2 separate regions of the Homo sapiens genome follow, and region 2 is linked to region 1. A link is a loop called in an ENCODE intact Hi-C map of the cell type or tissue named here. Cell type or tissue: heart left ventricle. All regions are shown on one strand. Each heading gives the region's core, and the rest is flanking DNA. Links, peaks and the distances in the headings are about the cores only. Region 1 overlaps IGF1R (insulin like growth factor 1 receptor). Region 2 overlaps IGF1R (insulin like growth factor 1 receptor).

The links. Peaks named below come from ENCODE experiments on the same cell type or tissue, not always from the same donor. Only the 100,000 strongest peaks of a DNase experiment are listed, where the experiment ranks them.
Region 2: a loop joins it to region 1, with 4 times the contacts of the local background. A loop is called at or near these places in 5 of 110 quality-filtered maps.

What each region holds. Positions count from the first base shown.
Region 1 is chr15:98,931,366-98,946,723 of GRCh38, forward strand. IGF1R (insulin like growth factor 1 receptor) reads left to right here. Exons shown (of 21, transcript NM_000875.5): 16 at 3,459-3,688; 17 at 3,951-4,061; 18 at 7,836-7,995; 19 at 11,558-11,687. Among named protein-coding and RNA genes, the nearest start is that of PGPEP1L, 69 kb to the right of the region's middle. RefSeq lists enhancers at 6,114-6,163, 6,574-6,673. In heart left ventricle, for the core only: no CTCF peak of the experiment used is centred there; no DNase peak of the experiment used is centred there.
Region 2 is chr15:98,863,066-98,878,423 of GRCh38, forward strand. The region is part of intron 2 of IGF1R (insulin like growth factor 1 receptor); the gene reads left to right. Among named protein-coding and RNA genes, the nearest start is that of MIR4714, 86 kb to the left of the region's middle. In heart left ventricle, for the core only: no CTCF peak of the experiment used is centred there; DNase peaks (open chromatin) are centred at 3,156 and 7,944; H3K4me3 peaks cover 1,573 bases; H3K27ac peaks cover 4,300 bases.

The DNA.
Region 1 (15,358 bases), core at 440-8,439:
AATTATTGTGATCAAATAAGAAAACATAAGAAAATACTTTAATAATGTGAAAACACCGTTATACTATGTAGGGTTTTACTATGGTTTCTTTAATAATTTCTAATTCAGTTTATAGTAAAGTCAATCAAAAGCAGCCTCCTCTGAATGGGAATCAGGTGCAGAATAATGACTTTATTTCTATCTACATAAAGGTCTCACAAAGTTGGTTTTTTAATAGTAATATATATATACATACTTCTGTAGTGTGTGTATATAAGGCAGAGAGAACATTCTGGACGGATGCACACCACACTTACAAGAGTTGTTACTTGTGGAGAGGATCTTTCCCTTTAAAAAAAAAAAAAAAAAAAAAGCCAGATGTGGTCGAAGGCACCTGTAGTCCCAGCTACTCGGGAGACTGAGGTGAAAGGATTACCTGAGCCCAAGAGCTGCAGTGAGCTAGAATCCCACCACTGCACTACAGCCTATAGAGCGAGACTGGCTCTTAAAATCCAGCAAGAAGATAGATATGCATTGTTTGTATGAATAATAGCTTCTAAAAAGAAAATCAGTAAGGAAGGGAGTCATCCCAGATGATGGAATTGATAGAACAAGGCAAGACCACTTTCTCCCTCTGTGAGGGTGGACTGTGACTCTACGAGAGAAGCTATTCTGCTTTGAAATGCGGCACTAGAGGTTGGTGTGTGTAGCTTTTGACTGTGAAGTGTCCAGGAAGAGAAAGCATCAATACAACAAATTCAGATTCTCAGGGCTCTCATGGTGACTTGAATTCACATTTTGTGTCCTTCTAGAATGCTTTCATGATACGTCTTGGTACTTCATTACAACAAAAACAAACTTATTGCCACCCAGGTCGACAGGTGGGAACAGTGTCACCTTATTTGAACTTAATTTATTCGGCCTTTGAGAAGCACTTATAGCCAGTTTCCTCGAGGGGCAACAAAATGACATTGCAGTTCAAAAGTGCTTTAAAAACTTCTTTTTCCCAAAGCTATAATCTGCATGTCACCATTCTCCAGAGTACATTGAAAATCCCCTACAGGAAAGTGCTGATAACATTGTGCACAGAAACCGCTCCTGGCTGGTGGCACTGGGGACGCCTGCTTAAAGTCGGAGCCGTTGGGTTGAATCGAGAGAAAAGGATTGAGCGTATTGACTTCAGGGACCTCCCAGGGAATGAATGTGATTGGTTTCAACTCCATGTTTTATGGCAGGCTAAACAGTTAATTCTGATTAAAAGCAAGCCTGGATTCTCAGAGATAAATGGCTGGAGACAGTGAACTCTTTACACTTTCTGAGGCGCATTGTGAAGAGCCTTATCTCCTGGGTTGTCTTGCATACTTACTCTCCTCTGACAAGCACCCGCCTCTTCTTCAGGGGTGCAAGCCACCTATGCCAGCTGGAGGGCAGAGTTCCATTCGTGAAACCCTTGAAACATACGTACTATGAAATACAAAAATGTGTAGGAAAGAAAACAAGATTATTAATGAAGTTCATATTGGACACCCCTCAGAGGTCTAAAATGATGGTGCCCCTCCTGGGCCTAATTTATAATAAACATCTCTCCTTTGAGACATCACTTAAAGGTTGATAGTTGGGATATGGAGATGTTAGGATACAGTTGTCAGCCTCTCACATCCAGCCACAGGCCCAGGGTCAGCATCTGAAAGCATGAAAGCAAAAACAGGCACCTTCTCCACCTCCTTTCTGAGCCAGGACCACCTCCTTCCCACAGTCAGTGTGTGGTAGAGCCTGGTGGCAGGTCCCGTCAGGCAAGGACATTAGCACACAGCGTCAGAGGAATTACTGACATTTCATATGGATCTTATGGAACAGGTTGATTTTATTTTCGTTTTTACCCTACCCATTTGGAGGTGTAGAATTGAGCCTGTGTTTGGTTTTGTTTTCTTTCTTTCCAACCTTTTTCCTTTCTTTCTCTTTGTTTTGCCTTCCTTCCTGCATAGAAATATTTATTTATTCATTCATTCATTTTTTTGAGACAGGTTCTCACTCTGTTGCCCAGGCTGGAGTGCAGTGGTGCAGTCTCAGCTCCCAGTAGCCTCAACCTCCTGGGCTCAGGCGATTCTCCTGCCTCAGCCCCCTGAGTAGCTGGGATTCCAGGTGTGTGCCATCACACCTGGCTAATTTTTTAATAGAGACAGTGTTTTGCCATGTTGCCCAGGCTGGTCTCAAATTCCTGGGCTCAAGCGATCCTCCCAACTTGGCCTACGATTACAGGCATGAGCCACCGCACACGGCCCATTTATTTTCTTAAACCAGATCGAATCTAAACAGAAACAGAAACTGGAGAAGAAATCCTATTCAGGCTTGGTATCTACTGTGCATTCCTCCCAAATCTCTACCCATTGGTCAAGGTCCCTGAGTTCACAGAGCCCAGGCCAGAGCCCTGGAAACGCCTCTGCCCGTCCGCTGCCTAATTGCCTGTCCACGCTGGGCACCACCGGGTCTCTCCCTCAGTCTCAGAGCTCAGTTGCTTCTGCACCTCATCAGGGATCCAGCCATCAAAGCCAAGGCTGGGGGACACTTGGACTAGAGTAATCCTACCAATAATGCAGTTCAGCTTTGTAACCGCAAATTTTCTAGTAGCCGTATTTTTTAAAAGTAAAAAGAAACAGATCAAATGCATTTTAATAGTTTTTTAGTTCCAATAATACGTTTCGTGTAACCCAGTATATCCAAAATATCCATTTTAACATGGAGTCAGTATTAAAGTTACCTAAATATTTCACTTTTTTTTTTTTTTTTGTCTAATCTTTGAAATCCCATGTGCATGTCTCAAATTGGACTGGCCACATGGAATGCTCAGGAGTCCCATGTAGGGACCAGCTGCCATGTTAGATAGCCCAGGCATAGCATCTGTGTTGAGGGCCCTGACACCTCTTTTGGATTCATCCAAGAAGTAGGACCTTACGTGCACCATCATCACCTCTCATATGTGACTCTGGCCTTTTTCCCGACCCAGCATAAGAACTCTTCCCTCTCCCTACTACTCTCCTCCTTTTTACATTTGCGTTTTAATCTGTTGGTGAAGATGGGTAAAATCCTGCTTGACCATTTCATTCAGTTTCTCAATCCCCTGTGGTTAATTTGTTTTTTTCAAAAATGTGTTTTTATGTGATGAAAAGAAATTTTTAAAAACCAACTGCTTTCTTTCCTATACTAGACTTCCTTGCTTTGTTCTGGTCCTTCTATCTGTTAGTATCCTCAAATTATCTTGAAATCCTCAGAGATCTGAAATACTAGTACTGACTGTACAGTTTTCTTACTCAAATCTATAGCATGTGGAAAGTTGACATCAAGCCATGCCATCGCCTCCTGGTATTCTCTGTGGGTTTAAGGAAGCAGCATCTTATATTCTTTGGCTTAGAGTTCCCCCAAAGCACGTTCTGTCTAAGGGCTTGTTTCTGTACCTGCTTTAATTACGGTTTCTTCTCCAGTGTACGTTCCTGATGAGTGGGAGGTGGCTCGGGAGAAGATCACCATGAGCCGGGAACTTGGGCAGGGGTCGTTTGGGATGGTCTATGAAGGAGTTGCCAAGGGTGTGGTGAAAGATGAACCTGAAACCAGAGTGGCCATTAAAACAGTGAACGAGGCCGCAAGCATGCGTGAGAGGATTGAGTTTCTCAACGAAGCTTCTGTGATGAAGGAGTTCAATTGTCACCATGTGGTAAGAGAAAGTTCCTGAAAAGCCAAAATGCAGCACAGGGAGAGGGTATCACACAAGCCTCCCAGTATGTTCTTGGCTGCATGTACCCGTGGGTTTGGTGTCTTGCCTTTGCCTTCTGGATAGTTACCCCATTACCTCACTGCTACCTTCAGACCCCTGTGCTCAGACCAGGCCGCAGCACCACAGAGACAGTTCCAGACAACACAGGCATCAGCAAGGGCCACCTGACCCTCTGAGTCTTTCTCTTTTTGATTCCTCCCAGGTGCGATTGCTGGGTGTGGTGTCCCAAGGCCAGCCAACACTGGTCATCATGGAACTGATGACACGGGGCGATCTCAAAAGTTATCTCCGGTCTCTGAGGCCAGAAATGGAGGTCAGTTTTCATTTCCACCGGTATTGCATGTTGCCTGGCCTGCTCTCTTTTCCTTTATAATCTCCCTGCAAGGAAATGCTGTGTCTTTAAATCAGTTTACTTTCCAGCATCCAGTGTTTCTTACTGCATGCTCAGTTGTAGGTCATTTATGCAAAGGATTTCCCCAACTAGAGTCAGACTCTGATCTTCGTGAGGGGAACTTCCTGTTCCTTGGATCCCCTCTGCTAAGCCCCTCTGTGCCTTTGTTCCTGCATTCCCTCCACCCCCAGTCCCCTCCCCACATCAGTGTCCACCTGCCAAGCCAGGCCAGCGCCACTCCCTCCCCGAAGCTTTCCTGCCCCACTCCAGTAGCTATCTTCTCTGCTAACTTCTCGATGCGCTTGACTCACATCCTCGTATGTGTTCTCTCTCGTTATGTTGTGTTGTGCTGTTGTTGGAGTGTGTCCCCCCTCCACCCCGTTGTGTTTAGCTTTTCATCTCAGTCCAAGTGTGTGGCTCAGGGCCGCATTTGTGGCAGGCACTCTGTCAATAAATGTATGTTACAGTTCAAGGTTAAGCTGCCTGGATTCTTGCCCTTGCATCTGGGAAGTTGCTGGGTGATTTCCCACCCAGCTCCGTGCGCAAGATGTGCACTCATTCATAAACCCCCTCCCCACACACAGTCCCCTTCCCCGGCATTGTTGGCGGTCCTTGTCTTTGCCACTGGGAATCTGGTTTCCTCAGACTCTACGTCCACGTTTCAGGATTGATCCAGAGTCAGTGTCCTGCTTACGCTTTTGAATGAATGATCCCACCTCAGCTGCAGGATTTCTGCTTAGTTTCCTAAAAATTTCACTTTGGGTTATGAGCTTCCAATTCTAAACCTGCTAAAGTCCTATGCAATTTTTCATTAAAAGTCACCGTGGTGTCTCCCCCCTCTGTAGTATTAACCCACAGGCCAGCTTTTTAACATATGCGGGCATGACTTTTGAGTAATTAATTCTACAAATAAACTGGGAGATAAATGCTGAGACATAAAGCCAGCAAGAACTGAGTTTTCATTTGGTTGCCTCCGTGGGTCTGAAGTCTTTGACCCTTACTTTGCTGCTTACTGGGTAAGCAGTGTGTCTGCTTTTATTCCTTAGAAGCAGTGACTTCCCCTTCTCGGCCCCTTTGGAAATTCTTTTGCTGTTCTTCATTTGGGCTTAATTTTTTTTTTTTTTTAATGTTCTTTGAATCGGCAACTTAATCATCTCCCAAGTGACAGTTTCTTAATTTTAGTTCCAAACACCTGTTCACATATGACTTCATGTATTTGCAGCACATGGTGTTTGGGGCCAAGTGTGGACTGGGGCTTCAAGCAGGATGGTTTACAAAACTCCCACCCTCTGTTCTGCCAAGCATTGGTCCCCAGCACCCCTGGGTGTTAGTGCCTCTTCCTGGTTCACTCACTCACTTTCTCTGGCCCTCTCTGTGTCTCTGTCACTCTCTTTCTTTCGAGATGGAGTTTTGCTCTGTTGCCCAGGCTGGGGTGCAGTGGCATGATCTCAGCTCACTGCAACCTCCACCACCTGGGTTCAAGCGATTCTCCTGCCTCAGTCTCCCAAGTAGCTGGGATTACAGGTGTGTACCACCACGCCCACCTAATTTTTGTATTTTTAGTAGAGACGGGGTTTCACCATGTTGGCCAGGCTGGTCTTGAACTCCTGACCTCAGGTGATCCACCCACCTCAGCCTCCCAAAGTGCTGGGATTACAGGTGTGAGCCGCTGCGCCTGGCCCTTGGTTCACTTTAATACACAAAACAGCATGAAGGAGAAAAGCTTGATGAAATAGGTGACTGGAGATCTGGCAGAGTATTTCTTGCCAGCATCGATTGAGGCACCTCTGAAAAGTCCAAAACTCACTCCCTTCCTCCCCAGTTTCAGGCACAGAATAAAAATTCAGAACACATGGCCTTGGTCCTGGCTCTGCGGCTGGCTGCCTGTGGTCCTCAGACAGCCGCTGCAGGTTCCTGGGCCTCAGTGTCCTCAATATAAAATAAGAGGGTGGGACAAGATTACTGAAGTCCCTTTCAGAACTAAAATTCACCTTTAGATTGGTCAGATTTAAACTTTTTCTTTCTAGCTCATGTCAAGTATTAAAATGTGTGCACTTACCCTGCAGTTTCATTATATTCAACCTGCTCCCCCGACCAAGTTTCACTTACGTATCTCACTACGAGTAGGTGTATATGTATACTTGTCTTAAATAGCTCTAACCAAATTAAAGGAAAGAATGGCAGTGTAACACCATGAACTGACAAAATTTCAGCCCTCTGTCTTTCTCCATGCTTAAAGTTGAGTGCTTTTGTTGATTCTGTTGCTCACGGCAATTATAAATGACCACTTCATAACACATATAGGTCATACTGTAATATTTAAGAATTGTGAGCATAAACTTTACATTTCATGTGCATATTTCCTCATGCATCACACGTATCTAAAGCCCTGAAAAGTAGTGATTTGGACTTACCCCCAGTGACTTAATGTTGCTTCCCCAGATAACCACGTGATAAGTGTTTTAAGTCACCAAGAGACAGCTTTGACAGCCTGTTCAGAATTCAAAGGTTTGTGTCACCAAGTGTAGAGAACCAACCCAGAAGTACCGAGGAGTTGTTATAATGATTCCAAATACTAGCTTTCAGTAGAAACTAGCACCTCACAGGGCAGCAGCCAGCATCCACTGGGCATTGACTATGTGCCACGCACCACTGGGCACTTTCTGTGCGTGGCCCCAGGTCATCTTCTCGTCAGTGAAACCACTGTGATACCCCATGTGGAAAAGCCTGGGCATGCTCAGCTGGTGGCCGGCCTGCAAGTGTGGGACCTGTCAGAGCCCTATGGCTTTGCAGTGCTGTGTGAGATGCTTTGTGGTCAAGAAAACCAAGGTGTAGAGTCTGTTGCACTTGTATATGCAAAAGTAAAAGGTAACATTAAAATTAGGGACTAGTGATTGTTTTAGGATGGAGAGACTTGGGCATGTGTTTTATATAAAACTTTTTTCTAAATGGATGTATTATTTAAGGGTAATTCTTTTTAATTCCAAAGCCAGCACGTTGCTGTCCTCTGCAAAGAGGAATGCTTATCCCTGTTACTTATTCCTGGTTTCCTCCAAGACTAGTTTCAGCTGGACTTCAGTTGCCAAGGACTTGTCTTCCGTAATGCCGACAGAAAATAATAATGCCACATTGTAAGGTGAAAACAGTAATCCTGGTATTTTTGTATTTTAGAAGAAGGTTGAAGGGAAAGAAAAGGATTAAATAATTTATAACGATGCTCTTATGGGAAATAAAATATACCATGTCCATTTGGAAACACATTTGCTTACTTCCACACAGCCTTTGTAACGTGCTCTCCTTCCTCTTACCTGTACTTCGGTGATGGAAATAAAAGGAACATATAAACAAATAGGAATTTGAGTAACTGAGAATCCTTACTACCAAAAATGGCTTGTTTCACTTTAAAAAAATGTTGCCCTACCCAAAATAGAAAATGTTGGTCCTAAAGAGTGCAAATTGGTGTTTCCCTCACCAGCTCTGATGTGGTCAGGGAGCAAGTGCAAATAAGCTTGCGGGGAGCAAGCAGGTGCCATGCTCTCCATGATGGTTTGTTCCTTCCGAGCAAGTCCTGGTTTCTTAGCATAAACAACCCACGGTGCCCAGATTGAACAAAGATGATATGCAAACCTCGAAAGAAATTGGCATGGAAAAAAAAAATCCAAAATTCTCATGTGAATTTTTTTAAATCTCCAACAGAATAATCCAGTCCTAGCACCTCCAAGCCTGAGCAAGATGATTCAGATGGCCGGAGAGATTGCAGACGGCATGGCATACCTCAACGCCAATAAGTTCGTCCACAGAGACCTTGCTGCCCGGAATTGCATGGTAGCCGAAGATTTCACAGTCAAAATCGGAGGTGTGTCCTTAGCTTTCCAGGTCTGGGCAAGAACTAAACTCAGGTGTTTTGAGGACTTTGTTGGCATTAGTCTGCCCCTGGAGAGGTTTTCTAGTGTGTCCCTTGAGTGCACGGACTCCTTCTTGGGAATGATGTGATTGTCTCCAGTTGATGGTCACAAACCTGGCACGGTCGGTCCCAATGCTGATAGCTCATGGACATGGTGGTTCAGATACTGGGCACGGTCCCTGAGGCTGGCTCTCCAGACGTTTGAGGCATTTCTTGGTAGAACACCTCTTAGCATTGGTTACAGAAATAATTAAGACAATGTCTTCAGGAGATTTTGACTTGGGAATAAAACTCACTGTCCAACCTTGCATTCATCCCTCCAATTTTCCTAGCTTTTAAGGAGCATTGCTCCCCTTCCAGGGACCCACATTGGTTTCTAAGAGGCAAGCTGCCCTAATGACGAAGCCTCTGCACGGAGCAGGAGCAGTGGCAGGAGCTGGCATGGCAGTCCCTTAGGTGAGGGACGATCACTGCTCACTGGGTTTCACGGCTGGGGCTGGCCAGCCTCCAAGCTCTCGACCACTCTCTCACAACACTTACTGTCCTGCTCTTAGCTCACCAGCCTACTGGTTAGACTCCCTTGTTGCCACCACCCACTGTCACACCAGAAAAAAGGGTTGGATTGAATTTCTGAGCAATGGTTAAAACCCACTTCAGCCTTTAGGTTTGTGTTTTTACTTCGGTCTTTTAATCTGCCTAATAAAAACACACATAACATCAGGGCTGCTCAGGAAACCACCTGCTTTTACCAGGATTCTCATCTTCCCACTATGATACAATGATAGTTTAGAAAAATACCAAATATTTATCCTGAGAAACTGCAGGGGAGATTTAACACCCAAAAGAAGCTATTTCAAATGGACCTCTGTGTCTAGTTCTTGAACTGCCTTTTCTGGAAGTGTTCACCTTCCTTTAGTAACATATTTTTTTCCTTTAGTAGTGATGTTTTAATGAAATGTTTTAGCCCCTTTGGTGAACAATGAGAATCTTTTAGAGAACGGTTTCTTTTTTTGAGACAGAGTTTTGCTCTTGTTTTCCAAGCTGGAGTGCAGTGGCACAATCTTGGCTCACCACAACCTCCACCTCCCAGGTTCAAGTGATTCTCCTGCCTCAGCCTCCTGACTAGTTGGGATTACAGGCGCGTGCCACCACACCCAGCTGATTTTTTATATTTTTAGTAGAAACAGGTTTTCATCATGTTAGCCAGGATGGTCTTGAACTCCTGACCTCAGGTGATCCACGCACCTCGGCCTCCCAAAGTGCTGAGATTACAGGCGTGAGCCACCACACCCAGCTGAGAATGGTTTCTAAAGTAGGGGTGAGTGTCTTTCTTTTTACTCTGTAGGAGCTAGAGGTATTGAAATGGAACCATATCCCAGAGCCCACATCCCTCCGTCATCAGAGTTCCTCATTCAGGATCCACCAGTGTGTCCCTAGGTTTGGCACGTTGAGACGTCCTCACGTTTGGTGCTCTGTGAAGCTGGGCAGCCCTCAGAGAGGCAAAGAAGTCCCAAGAGGCCGTCCTGCCTCAGGGCTCTCAGGAAAGAGCCGCCCGCGTCCCTGGCTGGGCTTCCTTGGTGCACCCAGCTCATTTCTCCTTCCCTCTCTGTAGAACTCACATTGTCCCCGTGGAAATGCCAGCCAGCTCCCCTTTCCCAGTGCAGGGGGGAGCCAGGTGGGCCTGAGGTGGGCCAGTTCTGCCGCTAATGGGTGAGAGACTTGGGCCAGGTGCCTTACATCCGGGAGCCTCAGTTTCCTCACCTCGGAAATAGGGTGATAATGTAACAGACCCCATGGGGTTATGAGAAGGACTTGGTGCAGGAAAGCAGCAGCACGTGCCTGGCACAGGGCAGGGCCTCTCCAGATGGCAGTTCCTGTCTGTGTCTTATTCCCACCCTCCGGGCACATGGGGGGAACTCAGTTTCTCCCCACTGCGCGTCACCCTGGGAGAGGTGTTTTTTGTGCCAATTGCCATTTTAAATCCAAATCAGCAGGGATCATGTTTGCTGTTCAACCATGTGGCATATTTATAGTGATTTTTTTTGTAATCATGGTTTTTCTTTCTGGAATTTCAAGTTTTTCATTTGTGCTGAGGAAGGTCGTTTGTGTTTTTTAATAGGATTCCTTCTTTTCCACCTTGTGCAAGTAAAGGCAAATCCCCTATTTGCATGTCACTGTATTAATTCACAGATAACACTTTCACACTTCATTTTTATTCTTCTCAAGGGCTCAAGATGTTTTCCCAATGCCCAGCGTCTCATGGATGACAAATATGACAAGTAATTTTACCAGAGGCAGTTTGAGGGCTCTTAGCATAGCACAAGTAAATTATGTTGGTTCAAGTCCAAGGAACTTTGTTCTCTTTGTGTTTGCTTTTGTAGCCTTACCTCTTTGGGGCATGAGTTAGAGACATACATGAGCATTTTAAAGTGGAGCAGCCCTTTCTCCTGGGAAGGAGAACGGAAGAGTCCACTTAAGAAAAGGTTGTATGATTGAGTGCAAAATCAAAATCTGACAAAGCAGCAATAATTTAGGATTATAAAGCGAGCCTGCCATCAAACATAATTATGTGGCATCTTCTGGAGACATGGAAAATGGAAGAAATTTTCAAAAATGAGTGGGAGGATTATGTTGAAAAACAGTATTGAGTAATAGCTTCAGGGGCCTCGTAAATAGCATCTTTTCGGCATCTTACTGGGTACTTTTGTCATCATGAATTGTTACCCTGAATATTTTCCCCCTTATTAAGCAGTGAAATTATTTACTTTTCTCCAGTGGTGGGGCAGTGCTACCAAGTTAAGTAAGCATCTGTACTCTCCTGTTTATTTGGTCAGGTTTTAAAACCATGTGTAAATGACCAGTGGTCTCTGCAGTACTATATATTTTCTTAAATTGTGGGACTCTAATTTTTACACCGCTTCCTTTTTTCTTATTTTTATTTTCAAGACAGGTTCTCACTCTGTCACCCAAGCTGGAGTGCAGTGTTGTGATCATGGCTCACTGCAGCCTCAACCTCCAGGGCTCAAGTGATTCTTCCACCTTAGCCTCCCAAGTACCTAGGAACACAGGCGCACACCACCACTCACAACTGACTAATTTTTAAAATTTTTTATACAGACAGGGTCTTGCTGTGTTGCCCAGGCTGATCTTGAATTCCTGGGCACAGGCGATCTTCCTGTCGTGGCCTCCCAAAGTGCTGGGATTACAGGCGTTGAGTCACTGCGCTCAGCCTGCCTCTCATTTAAATGCAATAAGGGCATTAACTTCCTAAGGGAATCAAATTGTAAATATATTAAAAGTGGAGATTGCTTGGTATTTGCTCATCATGTGATTAATCATCCCTTACTGTCTCCACCTTATAAAATTGCAAACCCTAATATTTGGCCACCTTAAAGTGGGACGTGTCTGTGTCTTGCCTTGCGTCTCTCCACACATAATGAGTGTAGGGTCCTCTGCTGTGACAGCAGTGGTGCCTGCTCCAGCGTGTGACTCTGCGCCCTCTCTTCCCTTACAGATTTTGGTATGACGCGAGATATCTATGAGACAGACTATTACCGGAAAGGAGGGAAAGGGCTGCTGCCCGTGCGCTGGATGTCTCCTGAGTCCCTCAAGGATGGAGTCTTCACCACTTACTCGGACGTCTGGTATGAGAACCTTTACTGCATTGCCAGCCTGGAGCCCCCAGCCTCTGCACTTTCCACCAGCTCAGTCTCTAGGGCTTTATCTTTCTCTGTTCATTGTTACCCGTTGCCAGCTTTAGCTCAGTGTTGTGTGAGCCACACTTCTTCATCATTGAGGTGTTCCTGTTGTCAGTGGGCTAGCTAAGGGCAGAAGGGCATTCGTGGGATTTTAAAGAATTTATGGGACCAACATTCTTTCCGCCTTCAGCAGATACCGATTATGTTTCCAGGAGGTGGGATGTGCCAGAAGCCGTCACCTCTTTTTGTTTCTCCCCTGCCTGCCTTCTTTCTCTTTTCCTCTTTCTCAATAAACAGATACTGTCTGTGTGTCTGCCTCACCTAATCTAACCCTCAGATTGCAGACAGTGCTTTATTTAGACCCAAAGCTTATGAGTCCTGATTGTGTTTTCCTGCTGGTCCCATCTGCTGTCTGTCTTTCAGTGGGCATCCACCGTTGTGGACCCAGGGATGGTTATGGGAAGCAAAACGTCTCCCTTAATCATAAACAGTGTCTACCAGTGGAAGCCCATCGACCGAGGGATCAGAGGCCTCTCAGTAGTATTGTTTATTGCAGTTCCTTGGCAACATTGCAGAGAGGCAGTCAGGTTCTGAAATACAACTGAGGTTATTGGCAGGCTGAGGCCCTGGCACAGGCACCTTCTAGAATATCAGCTAGTGTCTTGGCTTTCCTCTGGGGGGATCCCGTTGCTGTTGTGTTACAGAAATGGTAGTTGTTTACTCCAACAGTCTGGATGACCGCATAGAGGAACTATTTCAATAGTGACTGACATCATTTTTTTTTTAACCTCGTAAACCTTTCACAGTTCAGGGGCCTTGGATCTTATTTTGAAGACAGGTGCAAATTGGAAATAGCATTTGAATATGACCCGGCAAAGCATGATTGCTTCTTAAGCTCAAGTATGAGATCTGTTTTGCAATCAGCTTGTCCAAGATGGTTATCTCTTCACTGTCAAATCAAAGTGCTCTGCATGGTGTTTAGAGATTGGGATGGTGAGGAGAGAGCAAGCCTGGGTATGTGCATGCATCTGTTTATTCTAGGCTTCGTGCCTCCAGGAGCTTGGAGGTCAGCTTGTAGTATAATAAAATAGAAAACTATACAGCCGGGGAGAACAGAAGCAGAATAGAAGGATAAAGTGTTGTTCATATCTCTCGGGCAAATTTTACCCAAATTCTGACGAGCAGTTACTGCACAAGCAACAACAAAGGGACCTAGAGTGTGTTCATTGCCAATTCTGTCCATTTGGCTACATAACTACTGTGAACCAATACAAAAAGATATGTATAAACATGAATAGGCGTTTGGTATTCATTCCATGAAATGCTCAGGCATTGACAGCGCTTCAGGTTTTGTTTGCTTTTTAACACAGGCTTTGAGGATAGCACAGGTCAGGAAGGCTAGGGCGTTGGAGCAGGTTTCTCAGCGGTCCAGGCTCTAAACTAAAGCTGTCCCTCTCAAAAGAATGGAAATGATTTCAGATTGTATTCAGCAGCACGAAGCAATGATTCCTAAATAGTTAAAAATCTAGAAAGAAACACTAAGAATTGTATTGGGCTTTGTAGAAGAGACCCCAGAATTTTAGGATTTGGGATGTATCCCTGCAGTCAGGCCCAGTCCCCAGTGCACCTGCAGATCTTTGACAGCTGCTGGTTGAGCTTCTGCTAAGAGGTTTCCTTCCAGGGACTCCATGTTCACTGCCTCACAAAGGCAGGCCAGCCTCATGCTTTAGACATCCTTGCTCTTAGCAAATCTTTCGTGTTCTGCTACGTCAGCCTCTGTGTGACACCCATTGGACCTTCTCTCTGTAGCACAATTGCATACCTTGCTCTGTTCTTGATAAGATAGGTCTAGGAGTCATCGAAGAGGTGTGTCTGTTCTAGCCAGAACACCTCCAAGTTTCCTGCTGTCTTCCAGGACTTCATTCCCAGGCCCTTGGGCACTGTGGCTGCTCTCCCTGCAGCTCCCTGTAGCACCATGTCCCTCTGAAATGACAAGGGTGCCCTCTAGGCATGGAGGAAACCAGACGAAGGACTGGGGAGCTGCACCCCACAGCCTAGAGCTGTGCTTCTTCCCGAGCATCTGGATCACCCAACACATAATCTTTATTTTTTATTAAGAAGCTTTCCAAATAGTCACAAATAGCCAAGGTTATTTGCTTCTTTCATGACTAATTACCATCTGTGGGGAATGTGGATTTCTCTGTAGGTTTTAATTTGCTGGTGAGTGGGCCATTGCTACCATCCCCTCCTGGTGTGGGGAAGTATAGTTACTGAATGCTGCCTCCAGCCAGCACGGGCATTGCAGGGGGACTCACAGCCGCCGGTCTTCCCCCTGGGGAAACAACGTCAAGGTTCCTAATTAGAAAGGGCTTTACACAGAGACATGTATCTACTGTTTGAAGATTAAATCTGTCCATGAAATGGAAGACTTGATTTTATATGAAGTCATGAAGAGCCAACACCACATAGTAAAATACCGGCTTTGAAAAACACAGAGGTGTTGCATATTTCTCGGTGCTTCTGACTGGCTGTGTGGCCTTGGTTAAACCTCAGAGCTTCTCTGGCCTTCGGTTGCTCCATCTGTAAGGCAAGGTCTGTCTCGAGAAGTCTGCGGTACCTGAATAGATGTTGAAATGGCTCCTGTGGCAACTGGTATTGTGTAGAGATGGTTCAGTGTCCACACCTTGCAGTTGTCACATTAAGCTGTGAAGGACGACTGACTCTAGCACTCAGTGGTCCTCAGTGGCAGGTGATGTTGACCTCAGACAAGAGTTGCTCAGGAGATAGGCTTTGCAGTTCACCTCGACAAGCGTTTGTGGAGAGCTAGGTCTGCTACCTCCTGTATCGTTGCCTGTGGGTGATGGTAAGGCTCTTGGGGGTGTGGAAGATGCGGGGATGATGATGATGACGATGATGACGATGACGACGATGACAGCGTCGTCGTCGTCCTGGTCCTGGAAGGATAAAGTCTTGTGGAGAAGAGGAGGCAATTCTGACAGTTTGGGGTTGCATCATCTTCTTCACAGAAGAGATGAAGTTGTGTAGGCACCCTAAGTATGGATTGTCACAAAAAGAGCACTAGGAAGCGGGGCGGGGCGGGGCAGGGGTGGGGGGTTCCTGGCAGTGGGAATGCTGGGCAGGCATGGCAGTAGGGAGCACCTGCTGCAGGTGGGGTTGGTGAGGTTTCCTCGTGGGACTTAGGCTGCAGAGAGATCAAGACAGGCCTCAGCTGTTGTATTAGGCATCCTGGACTAATTCTTTAAGCCCTGTTAAGGTTTCTGAACCAGAGGGTGATTAGAGCTGTGCTTGAAGTTCTTGTTAGCCGGAGTATACAGCTGCATTGAGCAAGATGTTGTAACCAAAGGAGAGGTGGTGGTGGGCCAGGCAAGCAGGATCCTGCACACTCAGGGAGCTCTGAGGGACGGAAGGAGGGTGCCAGACCTTGGACAGATGTGAGCCTGGGTGGACAGTTCGCAGTGGGACTCCGAGGAGGCCAAGGGCATGGGTGACAGCAGGCAGACTGCTCGGGTGGAATGGGCATCAGCTGCAGGGAAGCCGGGGGAAGAACAGGGCACAAATCGGAGTTCAGTGTGAGACGCAGTGAGTTTGTGGGTAGC
Region 2 (15,358 bases), core at 2,978-10,977, 66 kb before region 1:
TTCTAATTCTGGGACGTTTTCCTGGGTTTTCTTTAGTCATTCACGAAGTTCGCACTTTTGGAGAACATGGGGCCAGTTATTTTGTAGAATATCTTTCTGTTAGAGTTTGTGGATGTTTCCTCCTGATTAAATTTGGGGGGTACATTTTTAACTTGGAGATCACAGAGGTGCTGCTGTTTGTGTCTTTGCGCATCCTGTCAGGAGATGCGTGATGTTTCCTTTCCTGGTGCTGTTAGCTTTGATCCCTTAGTTAAGGTGGTCTCTGTGGCTTCCTCCATTATCATTACTATTTTTCTCTTTGTAATTAGGAAGAATCTTTTGGAGGTAGATACTTGAGACTATCTAAACAAGCATTCTGTTCCTCATTATTCTTTCACCCACTAATTTTAACATCCATTACTGTGATGTTTGCCAAATGGTGATTTTCTATTTCTGTTTTCTACACTTAGTAATTGGATTCTACTCTCAGGATTTTATGTATTTTTTAACAGTGAGGGACATAAACTTTTTAACTAGCAGTGGCAAGTCCACTTTTATTTGGGAGGACAATTACTAGTCACATGAAGAAGAAAAAATATGCAGAAGCTTAAGAAATCCCACATATGAATGTTATTTGAAATGTTCTTGCCCTTTCTCCCTACAAAGGAGGTGAAGAAGATGACAGGAGATGTTAATTGCCAAAATAGTCTCATAGTTTTGGTCCTGGCTGCAAATCTCTCGTTTTTGATACTCAAGAGAATGCTATTGGGGAACTGACTCTGAAGCACAGCCCAGATGCTTGAGATGGGTTGGGAAGGTTTACATCAACACCATGAATTTAATTTATCATGTGACATTTTATTTCTGAGTTTTTAAAGCTGTAATTAAAAGAAGTGTTCAAAGTGTTGCTTTCCTCTTTTAGAATAAACGTGGCTGGGTGTGGTGCCTCATGCCTGTTATCCCAGCACTTTGGGAGGCCATAGGCAAGAGGATTGCTTGAGCCAGGAGTTTGGGACCAGCTTGGGCAACATAGGGAAACCACATCACTACAAAAAAAAAAATTAGCCTGTCATGGTAGCATGCACCTGTGGTCCCACTTACTTGGGAGGCTGAGGTGGGAGGATCACCTGAGTTCAGGAGGTCAAAGCTGCAGTGAGGTGTGATCATGCCCCTGCTCTCCAGCCTGGACAACAGAGCAAGACACTGTCTCAAATAAATAGGCAAACATTACCAACATGGCAAACAAGTTGGAGGAGGCCCCCTATTTAATTAAATTTCAGCAGTCCCAAATCTAATTGGTATGAAGAAATCATTATTCAGAATTTTCCATCACTGAAATACTAAAATCACTTGTTGTTTGAGACATCTTGGCCTGTCACCCAGGCTGGAGTGCAGTGTTGCTCTCATAGCTCACTGGAGCAGGAGCCTCAACCTCCCAGGTTTAAGTTAATGCTCCCACCTCAGCCTCCTGAGTAACTGCCACTACAGGCGTGTGCCACCATGCCCAGCTAATTTTTTAATTTTTCGTAGAGATGGGGTCTGTGTTGCCCAGGTCCCTCTTGAACTCCTGGCCTCAAGCTATCTTCTCCAGTCGGCCTCCCAAAGGGCTGTGATTACAGGCGGGAGCCACAGCGCTCAGCCTAAAAATAACTCTTTAGCCAAAAGAAAGTTTTAAAAAATTGTCTGTTGTATTCTTTGATTTTACTCTATGTGGTCTTTTCTATTATTTTTAAAATAAAAAAGATTTATACTCCTCAAGTGTAACATTTTATCAAATCTCATGCTTCTGTTTGATGAAACCGAATGGCTAAATTTTTTAAATATCATGCAATCCATCCCAGTTTGTAATTTTATTATGGCCCTCACACAAGAGCGTGCAAGCTATACTAAGCTTCCTGTGGCCCTCGTTTTTCCTCACTGATATTTGTAACTCATTCCAAATTAAATTTTAGGAGTCTGAAATGTAGCTGTTATATTTGGGAGATGTGAAGAAAAGAATCGTAGGCATCTCAGTAGGCTAGGTATCAGATCACACATGCTTGCTGGACCAAAGAGGACTCCTTACAGTAGGATACATGATTCTGAGTTAGTTTGTGTACTAAGTATATACTATATAGCTTTTGAAGGGGAGACGGGCACAGAATTCACAATATCATGCACTAAGGGTTATTTTGTGTTTGCAGTTTCCAGATGAATGTTTTAAAGTTGGCTGCAGAATACAGCGAGATAGGTAAAATCTATTTGAGTATTACTTACAGACCCCAAAGGATATCCCAAAGGATATGTTGGACTAATTCCTAAAATATCCTGTAAGTCATTGCAGGTACAGGCGTGGATCTGGGTTTGGAAACGCCGCCTGGATCGCTGGCTGGGCTCCTGCAGCCGCCAAGGAGGGGCTGGCTGGAGGTGGGGCTCGGCGTGCATAGCGGCCACGTGACTGCGCCCCGGCCACGCCCACCGTCCCTCACGTGGTCCCAGGCCACGCTGGGCTTCGGCATGTGCTAAAGTGGATAGAAAAGGGAGTGGGGCCCGGGCGTGGCTTTGTGGTTTGGGAAGATATGAACTCCTTGGGGTTTTTTTCTCTTTTAATTCTTTAATTTTGATATTTGGAAATGCGTAAAAGGTTTTTCATTTGTCCTTGACCACGTGGTCCAAACCTCAATTTCCCTAGCAGAACGCGGTTTCGATCACTGGTGGATCCGTCTCACAGCACCAGTCATGCTGCCTCGCTGGGAAGTGGAGGGCTCAGGATTCCCGTGGTTCACGATCCATTTTATGTTGGAAGGAAATCATTTTGAACTATCTCAGTACACACCCTAGTGTATCTTTAAACCTAATTGAGTGTTGATGGAAAATCTGCGGTCCGAGAACCGTAAGAAAAGGGGGCTCCCACCTCCCGCTCTGGGGTCGCCACTTGCCTCGCAGGCAGGAGGAGGCTCCCAGAGTAGATACAACTTGCCCGTCACCCGGATGGGTTGGTAGTGCACATATGCACGGGGCGCAGTTTAAAATGAAAGTAAAAGATGCAAATGTGTTTGCAAAAGAAAAATTAACATAGGATACGTGCGGGCGTTCTCAGTTGAACTCGGTCTTACTGTTCCACGCGAGCACCCCATGACTCAGAGCCCAAATCTCAGCGGAACAGCCCAGGACGCTCCTGCCGTCCACAGGAAGACGCCTCTGTCTCTGTCCCCCGCCGCCACCACACAGATGCACGTACTCTCTTCACTTCCGTGTACCCAGTAAATGCAGATCCTGATTTAAATCTGCAGCACGCTGCTTTCTTCCCATTGCATGTGGGAAGCTTCAGGTTCTCTTCGGTTTATTTTCTCATCACCTTTATTAAAATGCAGTAAAGCAAGGAGTATATTAATGCGGGCCTCTGCAAATAGAGGGAATTTATTGAAAAGCAGAATGGCTTGAAAGATTGAACTTCATCTTAAAAATCAGAAACAGACTCTTGTTATTAATAGCTTTAGAAACGAAAATCTAACTTCTGATAAATTATTTCAGAGGAGTGGTTCAAACGTGTAGTAGATAGCTCTGCCTGGTCATCAATTATAGTGACGTCCTTGCATCAGCTCCAGAAACTCAGAATATTCATGAGCTTTCCAGTCTGACTCAGACCTTCAGGAGCCATGAAATTTTCCTGTTGGGATGAGAGGAAGCGCTGGCGGTCGTTTCGGCAGCTTAATGAAACCAGAAATAGATAAGCACGAGTGAGGGGTGATGTCCGCTTGTTTGCTCCCATCATGTTGTTTTTAATGTGTGAAAGTGAAAGTTTTAAAAGTCATACTAAATGTGTGATCCTTTTTAGAATTCACTGGGTACGGGTACGTGGAGGAAGTGTTTTTGTTTTTGTGAATTTGTTTAAACAAATGACTGAGGCTTTGTTTTCCACTCTGTCTGGCCAAGCACCATTGCTACACTTTTTTAAATTCATGACATCCTGAGCAGTGAAGCTGTTCTTCAGCCCGCCTCTCCATTTGTGACTGGAAGACAAGGAGGCAGACACCAATGGCGCCTCTCACAATGGAGGTTTATTTTTTTTTAATCTAACGGAGGGATTGTAGATGGTGTAAAACTTCCTTGTGCCAGGAGAGAAAGGGGGAGAGAGAGAGAGAGAGAGAGAGAGAGAGAAATAACCCATTCTAAACAACTTTAGGAATAGATGATCCGTAGGCATCAACTTTGCGCAGCAACAAAAGCCACTTTCTGAACCTCGTTCTGTGAAGTTTTAAAACAAATTGGGTTTGTTTAATTAAAATATTTCTTAAAGGCAAAAAGCACTGAGCTAATTTTTAAGAATTTTAAGTTATATATTAATATGAGTAGTGATTTATAATTTTCTGTTGAAATACATAAATTCGAGAAGCCCCACCCCTACCACTTGCCAGTCTTGAGTCCCCACGGCTCCTTTGCCTAGGTCTAAAGTCACTGCTTGCACACTCCTGCCTTGCATATGCCTTGCCATCGTGTGGGCCTCTTGGCTGGAAGTGTTCTTGTCCTCCCGTTAGGTATCTTTTATGACGTGAATCCTTACCTCTAATTATTATCTGTGTGTACATCTCATCACCTGCATCTGACTGTGTGCCTTGTGTATGTCTCTTAGCCCTCACAATTGCCTGACATGCCTTACAAACGGGTAGACCAAGTGTTAAATGAACAAATATTTAATAAGAACTTAAAAGCTTTTTGACTTTATATATTTTTAAAGCCATTGTGATTAAACACTATGTTTGATGTGGTGCTAATTCTGTGCTTTATCAACTGTGTGAATTGTAGTATTTTTAAAGTAGGAATAATTGAGAAATATTTTGAAGTTAGGTTAAGCATAGCAGTAAAGTTTCCACTTTTTAAAATAGCCAAATCCAGGCCAGGCGCAGTGGCTCGTGTCTCCAATGTCAGCACTTTGGGAGGCCAGGGCGGGCAGATCGCTTGAGGTCGGGAGTTCGAGACTAGCCTGGCCAACGTGACGAAACCCCGTCTCTGCTAAAAATACAAAAATTAGATGGTTGTGGTGGTGCATGCCTGTAATCCCAGCTACTCAGAGAAGTGTTTGAACCCGGGAGTTGGGGGTTGCAGTGAGTTGAGATTTCACCACTGCACTCCAGCTGGGGCAAAAGAATGAGTGAAACTCTGTCTCCAAAAAAAAATCAGAGCGTGGTGGTGCACACCTGTAGTCCCAGATACTTGGGAGGCTGAGATGGAGGTCAAGGCTTCAGTGAGCCATGATGGCACCACTGCACTCCAGCCTGGACAACAGAGTAAGACCTTGTCTCCAAAAAAAAAAAAAAAAAGCCAAATCTGTTGGGTTTTTTTTTTTGGGGGGGGGGTCCTTTAGAATGGCCCTGACAGATCTTTAAGGCATGGAAATGAGCCTTATGCAAGCTCCTGGCAATCAGTATGTGAGTTCTGTCTCCTTGGCAAGATACAGCCTCTTAGACCCTCAGTCTGGGGAAATAATGCTGATTTCTCCTACGAGTTACGAGAATTACGCTAGAAAACTCTGTGGCGCATACAGGTGCCCTGTAGCCTGTTGGTTAGAAGCACTGACCCTGAAGTCAGGTCGCCCAGGTTGGAATTCCAGCTCTGCCTTCTTCAAGCTGTGTGACTCTGGGAAGTCACACACACTCTCTCTTTGTGCCTCAGGCTCTGGTTCTGAAGATGGGAACGGCAGGCCCTCCCTCTTTGGCTTGTTGCACAGATGAAATCTGACAGCGTATGCCAAGCGCTTAGCACGGGTAGCAGTGAGTGCCCCGTAAATGTTAGGTACCTTCCTACTACTACTAAACATTCATTCTTCCCTTCCCTGCTAGTACCTGCAGCTCTGACTCATCTCACACCCTTGAGAGAGGATTATCTTCATTAAAAAGTTTTTGGTCTGCCCAGAAGCAAGTGTTACCTGTGAGAGAGCTGGGCTTGTGCATAGGTTAGATTATTTCTTTGGGTTATTCCTGGGGAAACCTGCAAAGAAATGCAGCCAGAGGCCTCTGGTTCATTTTACTGCTCATCTCCTAAAAGTGGTTTCTCAGATTTTTATCCTTTTTTTCTCTTTTTCGAGGAAGGGGCAAGGAAATATTTTTTCATATTATTCTTGTCATCGTCTATTTATTTAATAACAGTTGACTGTTGAAACATAGGAAAGTACTTATCCGCCAGGAAACTCCCTTCTATTATTGGACTTACTTGCTTTCCATTTATATGTTGTCTAATTCCAAAGAGATTTCGAGACAGCTTTCAATTAAAAAAAACAAACAACAACAACAACAAAAAAAAACACCACATACCGCATGGGTATTACACAGGACCTGTATGGTCAAATTGGCAACGACCACACCACATGAGAAGGAAGATTATTCTTCCTGGAACCTGGCTCCCTTGAGATTCTTTTTTTTTTTTTTTTTTAGACGGCGTTTCGCCCTTGTTGCCCAGGCTGGAGTGCAATGGCACGATCTCCGGCTCACCGCAACCTCCACCTCTCGGGTTCAAGCGATTCTCCTGCCTCAGCCTCCCGAGTAGCTGGGATTACAGGCATGTGCCACCACACTCGGCTAATTTTGTGTTTTTAGTAGAGATGGGGTTTCTCCATGTTGGTCAGGGTGGTCTCGAACTCCCATCCTCAGGTGATCCACGCGCCTCACCCTCCCAAAGTGCTGGGATTACAGGCATGAACCACCGCACTCCCTTGAGATTCTTGTAAGCCAAGGCAGAAGAAGAGACATCTTAAAGTCTGTATGTGCACACCTGCCTCCCCCCATTTTATATACAATTCAAGGGCTTTGCTTTTGGAAAGTTTGCCTATGTAGTCGTCCAGGGCTAAATTAACACCTGTCTCTATCTGTGTGTAAGGCTCTCTGGGAGGAGCTGTGAGGCAAATAAAAATAAGGAATGGTGTCCCGCAAGGAGCTTACAATGTGTGCATTACAAGTATATACTGAGCATGGCCCTGGGAACACAGTGAAAAAACAGGATTCCTGCCCTAGTACAGTGTACACTAGTGGAAGAGAGAGAGGCAGTAAACCTAAAAGTAAGTCTTTTAAAAACTGTGGTAAAATGCACATAACATAAAATTTACCATCCAACCGTTTTTATGTGTACAGTTCAGTGACAGTAAGAACATTCACATTGTTTTGCAGCCGTGACCATCATTTATATTCAGAACTCTTTTCATCTCGCACAACTGAAGTTGTACCTATTAAACAGTAACTCCTCATTCTCTCTTCCACCTAGGCCCTGGCCAAAAACAAAAATAAGTCTTTGATTGTAAACACGATCAGTGCTTTGAAGGAGATGGGAAGGATGTTATCATAAAATGATGGGGCTGCAGGAATGGCACCTACTCAGAGAGGGCGGTCAGGAGAGACCTCTTGGGAATGATGACATCCAGCAGGCAGGTCATTAAGGCATCTCTAGGCAGGTCCAGAGTGCAAGGAGGCATAAGCCAGGCAGGTGGAACAGCGTGTGTGAAGGCCCAGAGTCAGGAAATGGTCTGCTTCCTTCCAAGGAAAAGAAAACAGCCAGTGTGGTTGGAGCAGGGGCTAGGAGAGAAAAGATGTGCATGTGTGTGTGTGTTTGTGTATCCCCATCATGATTTAGTACTGTCAGCGCTTCTGTGTTCTGAACCTGGAGTACAGGCAGACACAGCCGCATCCCAGAAGCTCAAGAGTGCCCATACCAGGAAATTACAGAAATCTTTGCCAAATGGATGAGTGAATGCAACTTCCTTGATACAGGGTCAGAGAGGGGAAATCTGAGAAAAGCAGGTGGGCAATGTACTCCTGACATACTCCCTTCCGTTGCAATGGCCTTGAGTGATGGAGCAAGAGTGAAGGAATGTTCCCATGGCACTGGCACCAGGATGACTTTTTGTGAAGCAGAGCAGTTGGTCTTAGATAGTGGAGGTGCGGGAGGCATGAGAACTGGGCAGTCTGACGGCTGCACCAGCCAGTTGGCTGTCCTTTCCACCTCCATGCCCAGGAGCTGGCCCAGGGCGCGCATGCACAAAGCCAGTGCTCTTTTCAATCAGAAAACAGCCTGCGTATGTTCTTGCTTGCAACTCAGATATCCAGCCCACTGATCCAGGAAGAGATTCCTTTGACCTGGGAAGTCATAATGGCAGATATTTAGACCCAGCTCTCAAGCAAGCATCCAAGTTGTTCCGGTGAACCCGTAACTTTGAGTAACCTCTGATTGAACCAGAGAGTAGGAACTAGGTGCAGAACCTTGTTGAATAGAATTGTTTAGCATCGTCCATTTGTTAGAGCATTTCAGGATGCCTGTCCTAAAATTTGGTATCATAATGGTATTTACCTCTCACTCACCTCCATCTCAGCCCAGTAATTAATAACAAGGGACTTGCTTCTTCACCTGTTTCTTTATTGGTTGTAGGAAGTCTTTTCCTTACCACAGAGGAAGGAGCTTCTGGATCCCTTTGCTACGTCCAGAGAGTTTTCATCTAATCTGGGTGTATTAGTCCATTTTCACACTGCTGATAAAGACATACTCAAGACTGGGCAATTTACAAAAGAAAGAAGTTTATTGGACTCACAGTTTCATGTGACTGGAGAGGCCTCAAAATCATGGCGGAAAGTGAAAGGTACATCTCACATGGCAGCAGCCAAGAGAAGAAGAGCTTGTGCAGGGAAACTTCCATTTTAAAAACCATCAGATCTTGTGAGACATATTAACTAATAACAGCAAGGGAAAAACCCACCCCATGATTCAGTTAGCTCCCGGCGGGTCCCTCCCACAACATGTGGGAATTATAGGAGCTACAAGATGAGATTTGGGTGGGGACACAGAGCCAAACCATATCACTGTGTAAAAGTTGAATAAAGTTATTTAGGAGCACATTGTATTGGGAGTTTGTTTGTTTGTTGAAGAGCCAAGTAAAGTCATTGGAAGCATGGGAAACTTTTTTCCCTGTCTAAAAGGAACTCCTTCCTAGTGGAAGTTGAAAGCTTTCTTGGCAGCCTCAGCCCCCACCCTACCTCCACCACCCCAGTGGGTACCTGCATCCTGAAGACCCTTCACAATAGCATCTGAACTATACTGGGCCTTCAAATGATGTCTTGGGTAAACCCATGTCCAACCTGCACTAAATGAAGATTATTTTCGAGCGAATGGATTGAAGAACAGTGCTGAAAAACTAGAATTTGTAATATTTTCATTTGAGCAGAGGTGAAATTTGAAATATTTTAGAATCTTGTCTTATGATTTTTTTTCTTTCTTTGCCACATAGCCCTCCCCTGGAAATTAAATCTGTGGATTACTAGTATATGAACTGATCAGAGACATGGCTTGGGGTCTCCCCATTTACCCACTTCCCAGCACGTTATAATCCACTGGACACCTCCAAGGATGAGAGACCAGCGGGTCATAATGCGAGACTGGACATCTCTCCTACCCCATGTACACTTCAGCTGAGCAGGCAGAATTAGCAGAGTCAGGACTAGAAGTTCAGTCTAGGGATCAAATAATAATAGTAGCTAATGTTTAAAGAGTACCTAAGATCCGCCAGGAGACATACTCAGTATAGTTCCGTGGTTTGCCACATTTCATCTTATACCAGTAGCACAGGTGAAATTTGTCTTATGTGTATACTGAGGAAAACAAGTCCCTCTGATACACAGCAGCCAATAAATGACAAAGCTGGGATAGAAACTTACTTCATTCTAACCCGAGAGTCCCTGTTCTTGCATGGGCACAGCCTGCCATCCCCATGCTCTGCCTCCTAAGCAGAGGATGAACTTAAGCATCTTAAAATTTTAAACATTGACTTTCCCTAAAACCAATTAAAAAAAAAAACAAAACAGACAGACAGACATGACTTGTGCCCTTAAAAATGCAGCCAGGCTGGCATATAAATGGGCGTAGGCTGTTTCTAAATTTTTTGCTTTAAATTTTGCCAGCATAGCTTCTGGACTGGTAGTTTTGTTTGCTTTTTAATATATTTTTGACACTGTGTACAGAGGAATGCTACCTCGCGTCATCATGTCCTCCTCCCTGAAGGCAAGCCAAGGATGTCAAGGGGCCACTTCAGGGGATGTGCACCCTGAAGGTAAAGCTGCTCCAGTGGGAGGGGTTGGGGTAAATGACAATGTTAGCAGCTGGTAAATTTTTTTACATGGGATATCTCACAAGACTTATTGATGCATGTTATACGTAATAACCTGAGGCACATCAACATTTTCCACTTTTTCCTATTCTTTCTGTATTTTCACTGATACTTTTTTTCAAAAAAATCTCCAATAAGTTTAGGATCAGCTTCAAGATTTCTCTTTAGGTAAATAGATTTGTATTTTTGATGGCCATCCTAGTCCAGTGTAAAGATATGGACAAGAAACCCCACATAAAGGAAGCAAGATCGCTGGCTGCTTTCTCTAGGTAGCTTGAGTTGTATACTAATTTGTAGATTATTTCTCTTCATCGAAAAAACAAAACATTCTGCAGAGGGCAGTCATGTGTCCGCTGTGCCTCTGCTCCTGTGTGCACCATAAAACTTGAAAGTGAGCCAGAATTTGAAAATATCGGATTGGGATGTGATTTCTTTAAGCCTCTGGCTAATTTAATATAAAGTGTTTACACTTCATTTTTCTGGCAGTGGATTTTCTATGTAGGTGGTGGAAGATTTCCTGTAAGTTTTGCAAGTTCCAGGGCAAAGAGAGTTGCAATATGCAATATCTTTCTGTGGTCACACCAACAGAAAGGGCGATTTCTTAACCTGCTGCAGTTACCATGTGTGTAGGTGGATGCTGGCTATTACAGATGGTATCCTTTCAACCCTCAAAATTGTTGCAAGTTCACAGGTATGTTAATGAAAATGAATAAGTGGCATTTTTAGGAATTCCAAATACTGAGTCTTGGAAGTAGATAATCTTTTCCCTAAATGTATGCTCCGGTCAGAACTGCTGCCTACCACACCTCGTGGGTGAAACAGATATTTCGAGCATGACTGAGCTTATTAAGAGCCCTGCGGCGCTTCCTCTGCCGGGGGTTTAGAAATTTCAAAGGATGGGGGTTGAGGGAGGGAGGAGTTATGGGCATGTGATGTGGACAGGGCGGGCAGGAGGATGGAAGTAACAGGTCCAAAATGTATCTTTGGTGGCCCGGCAGAGCTCTTGCATGGGGTGAGAATGGTAATTTAGGAAGAGCAAGTCTTCCCATCTGTGAAGCAGAAGAAAAAAGTGGACTTAAGGAGAAGTTCGGGTGCTGTTTATTTAGATAGGAGTAAGGAGAGTGCAGTTGGGGAAAAGCACTTCAGAGGCTTTACTTAGACTAGCAGAAGTCTGTTTGGCAGGGTGGGAAGCAAGTGCAGTTGGGAGAAAAACGTTTTCAATAGGCAGTTTCAGAATTGGAAATTGGAGGAGGGCAGTCCATTTCAACATTTCCAACAGTATTAAAGAAAATTTGCGGGTTGTTTGTCAAAAGGGGTCATATGCTTTAAAGATTGAGAGATCTTTTCGGTGAAGTAGGGGAGCTGGGGACATCGTGATGTGACAAGAGCCGTGGGCTCAGAGGCTGGGGACCTGGGTGTTTAACCCAACTCTTGTGAGTGGTGTGGCTTTCATAGCTTTGGTTCTCTGGTCTTCACTTTATCTGCCAAGTGAAGACATTTGACTGGATGTCGTGATCTTGAGTTGCTTTCAGCTCCAGAATTCGAAGACCCCTTCCATTGGGCATTCATCTAATTTCAAAGATGCTCCCTGGCTCCAGCTCTGCAGTGAAGCAGAACAAACTGATACAGCCTAGCTTGGGGGTGGGGAGTCGGCCCTCCTTTTCCCCTCCCTTCCCAGGTCCTCTGGGTGATTGGGGGAAACTGAGAAGCCGTTCTCTTCTCCAGAGCACTCCATTTAACAAGCATTGCAGAGCCTGGCTCGTGCTGCAGTGAACAAATGCTGACTTCAGCCTTTACCCTGGGTTTCAGGTCACACTGATTGTTTGCAAAACATGTTCTTTTTTTGTCACTTGCCAGTACTTGTTCTCTGTGAGTAAAACACAAACACATCCTCAGGGATGTTGCACACCAGTTTGCAGCCTGCAGCTTCTGCCCTCTGGCCTGCCCAGGTCCTCGGCTCCGGGACGAGGATGCTCCGGGATTTCGGGAGACAGCAGTTGTTTTGACATGAATCTCAAAGTTCCTACAAAGCTTATTTCTTTGAAGAAGGCCAAAAAAAAAAATGAAACATTTTCAGATCTTTGTTTTCAGATTATTCAAGTCCAGAATGTTGGATAAGATTTTTGAAGAAGAGATTTATGCTTGAGATTCCTTTTAGTTTCTTTCTTTCTTTTCTTTTCTTTTCTTTTTTTTTTTTTTTTAGGTGACTTGGCCAGTTTGGGTTTTTACGGTGTTCAGGGAAAGGGTTAAGAAGTTAATTTGGGAAGTACAGTCATGTGTTGTACAAGTTGCTGTCTACTGATCCCTTCATTGAGCAAGTAAACTTCACACATTCTCGTGTCTGCAAAGCATGTGGATGCATGGGCAGTTATGTGTATGAACTTTTTTTTTTTTTGAGAATGGCTTTAGTGTTCAGACCAAGGATGGAATGAAAGATCACGTGTGCTTTCCACTGTAGAGCTGCCCTGCTTGTTTTGATTTTATAGTTATTCTAAGTGTTAAGTTCCTTCATCTTTCAAAGCAAATTCCTTTGATCCCTGAAAATCAGCTAATGTTTGGGAGGCAATTAAAAGATGAGGCTGTGGGGTTGGGGTGAAGGCTTCCCCAGCAGGAAGAGAGGAGAAGCCCACTGGATCTGGGAGCACGGTGCTAGGACTCTCTAAGCGTGACCTCCTTCAGTTTGGCCCAGAGTGGTCAGATAGTTTGCCGGGGCATAGGATGGATGACAGGCCTCATACGCATCACGTCTGAAGGGAAAGCCCTTGAATTTTCCACGCTACTTTTTAGTAACAGTAGGCTTTGTCATAATTGGCTTCATGTTCCAGCTTTCCTAAAACTGTAAGTGATGTTGGGTGGGCCAGCAGCAAAATAATTCACTTTACAATTTGCATGATAGTCTGGAATGAACCGAATACCTAAAACCAGGAAATAATAGTAGATATTTAATGGTTTGGGGATCAAATAAGAATTTACTCCCAGATGTTTCCTAATTAATTGGAAAAAGCAGAAGGTTGCTGGAAGGCCATCTCCATTGGGCATTTACAGGTGAAATTCACTCTTCAACTAGGATTTTACTCATGGGATGCCTGTGTTCTTCATTTGAACCCAATTTTACCTATCATCTACAAAAAAAGAAAACTATTAAGAGTTAAAAAAAAAAAAAGAGAGAGAGAGTCTTGAACTTTGAAATCCTTCATCCACGTTTTATAAAGTGTGGGGTCAGATTTTTTCCCTAGTTGAAATTGAGGAAATGAGAGTTGCCAATATGATTGGATTTGTACTGCCAAGATGGGGTTTTAGCACTTCTAATGCATTCTGGCAAGGCTGGTATACTTGTATCAAGTGCACAGCCCCACTACCACCAGCTCTACCACCCACAAAAATAAAAACTAGCAAAATAAAATATGAGCCAACAGAATTCTGTGGGAATGGCAAGTGTTTTGTTTTTGTTTTTAGTAGTAATCTTTGCGAGAACATTCCAAAGATGATAGTTTTACATTTGTATGTTTTTTTCCGAGGCACTTTTGAATCATCAGATAGATTAAATATAAGTTCCATGTATTTTTGAAGGTGGGAGTGTTCTTTGGTACAGTTCCCCCAAAAAACTGGTTCTCATGAGGCTTATGTGGTAATTCTGTTAACGAGAATGTATGATTATCTGGGATACTCTGTTCTGCTCTCCATCCTGGATAAGAGTTTACTTTGAAAGTCTAGTTGATCTTTTGTGATTTCTGCACAATGTAAAAGGTACTTTAACTTCAGGAGATAGGGCCAGCAATCAGATTTGATGATGGAAAAGAGTAGTGTAGCATTTAAGCATAATGTATACTCTATAATAAATGTTTACAAGTCCAAAAGTGTGCCATCAGAAAGTAACCAGATCAAAGGAGAGGTGACCAGAGAAGCTGGAAAGATAAGAAATAAACAAGTTTCAAGGTTACTGATCTGTAGCTGTTGCTGTCCATGCTTCTTGGCAGCTTTAATTATGACAGGGAGAGGGACCCAGAGGGAGAGAGAGAGACTGACTTACACATAAAGGCATTTTATCACAAAGCCATCTAAAACAAAAGTGTTAAAGGCACAATGCTGTGTTTAAAAAGCATGTACTTCTTTAAGAGCTCAAATTTAAATATATAATACAAACTTAAGATCCAAGGAAGAAAATGGACCCAGGACACGAAGAGAAGTTAACGCCACAGGTAATGCAGATGGCCAAGAGATGTGTGAAAAAGATAATCCAGCCTCACCAACAGCCACAGAATTGAAATGAGATACCTGTTTCTGCTTCTGGCATTGGGAAAGAAAGAAAAATGGCACTAGCAGCCTTTTTTTTTTTTTTTTTTTTTTTTCCCCAAAAAATTTGCTACTCTTGAGGTTCTGTCAAAGAATGTGCTGTGGCCTCTAGAAGCATTTTTAAAAAGAGACTTTCACAAGTGATTGTGCAAAATTGTGAGGTCACTGAATAGGTGTGTATCCTCCTAAGGAGGTAGCGTTGGAGGAGCTGTTCTTGTTCAATTTACTCAGCACCTGTGAAGAGGCTTCACTGTGATTTGCCTGTACAGGTGTGCAGGTAAAAATCTAAGTTCCACAGGTAGTGCAAAAAAATCTACCTCCCTAGGTACCTCGTACATTTATCACAGTTTCCTGGTAAACAGTTCTGCTGTTGTTGACAAAATTTTATCAGAAACATTGCATACTCTTCTCTAAATAGTAGTTTCCCTACAAGTGGCTGTCTTCAGTTTAGTCGTTTAAGTTATGTTGACATAAATGATTATGTGTGTGGCAGGGGCTTTTGCGTAGGTTGTTGAAACATTGCACCTTTTGGACTAACAGTTTTTACCAAAATAGGCAGAAGTGACATTTGCAGCCACAGCTGTGTGGCATTGAGCGTCTAAGGTATGTGTAATAGGCAGTGTATCGGTAGCATTGATACCTTGGTCAACACCAGTAAGCCATGTAATTGCCCAGAAGTGGGCTCTAACACTAGTTTTAGGAGATGCAGCCAAAACGACAAAGCTGGAGGCCTCTCCCTCTGAGCTTGGCCTCCACTTGGTCAAAACAGTCCCCAGTTTGTCCCTACGGGACACAGGCCTGCCTTGTTAGGAAATCAGCAACATTTAGGAGCCCACAATACCTCACATAACTCTGTGTACAGTAACAGAGAATGGAAATAGGGCTGTAAGCATGAACAACCAGTCAAGTTACAAATATAGAATACTCTCTCAATTCCACTTTAGTTAGTCATGGAGGGACAGTGTG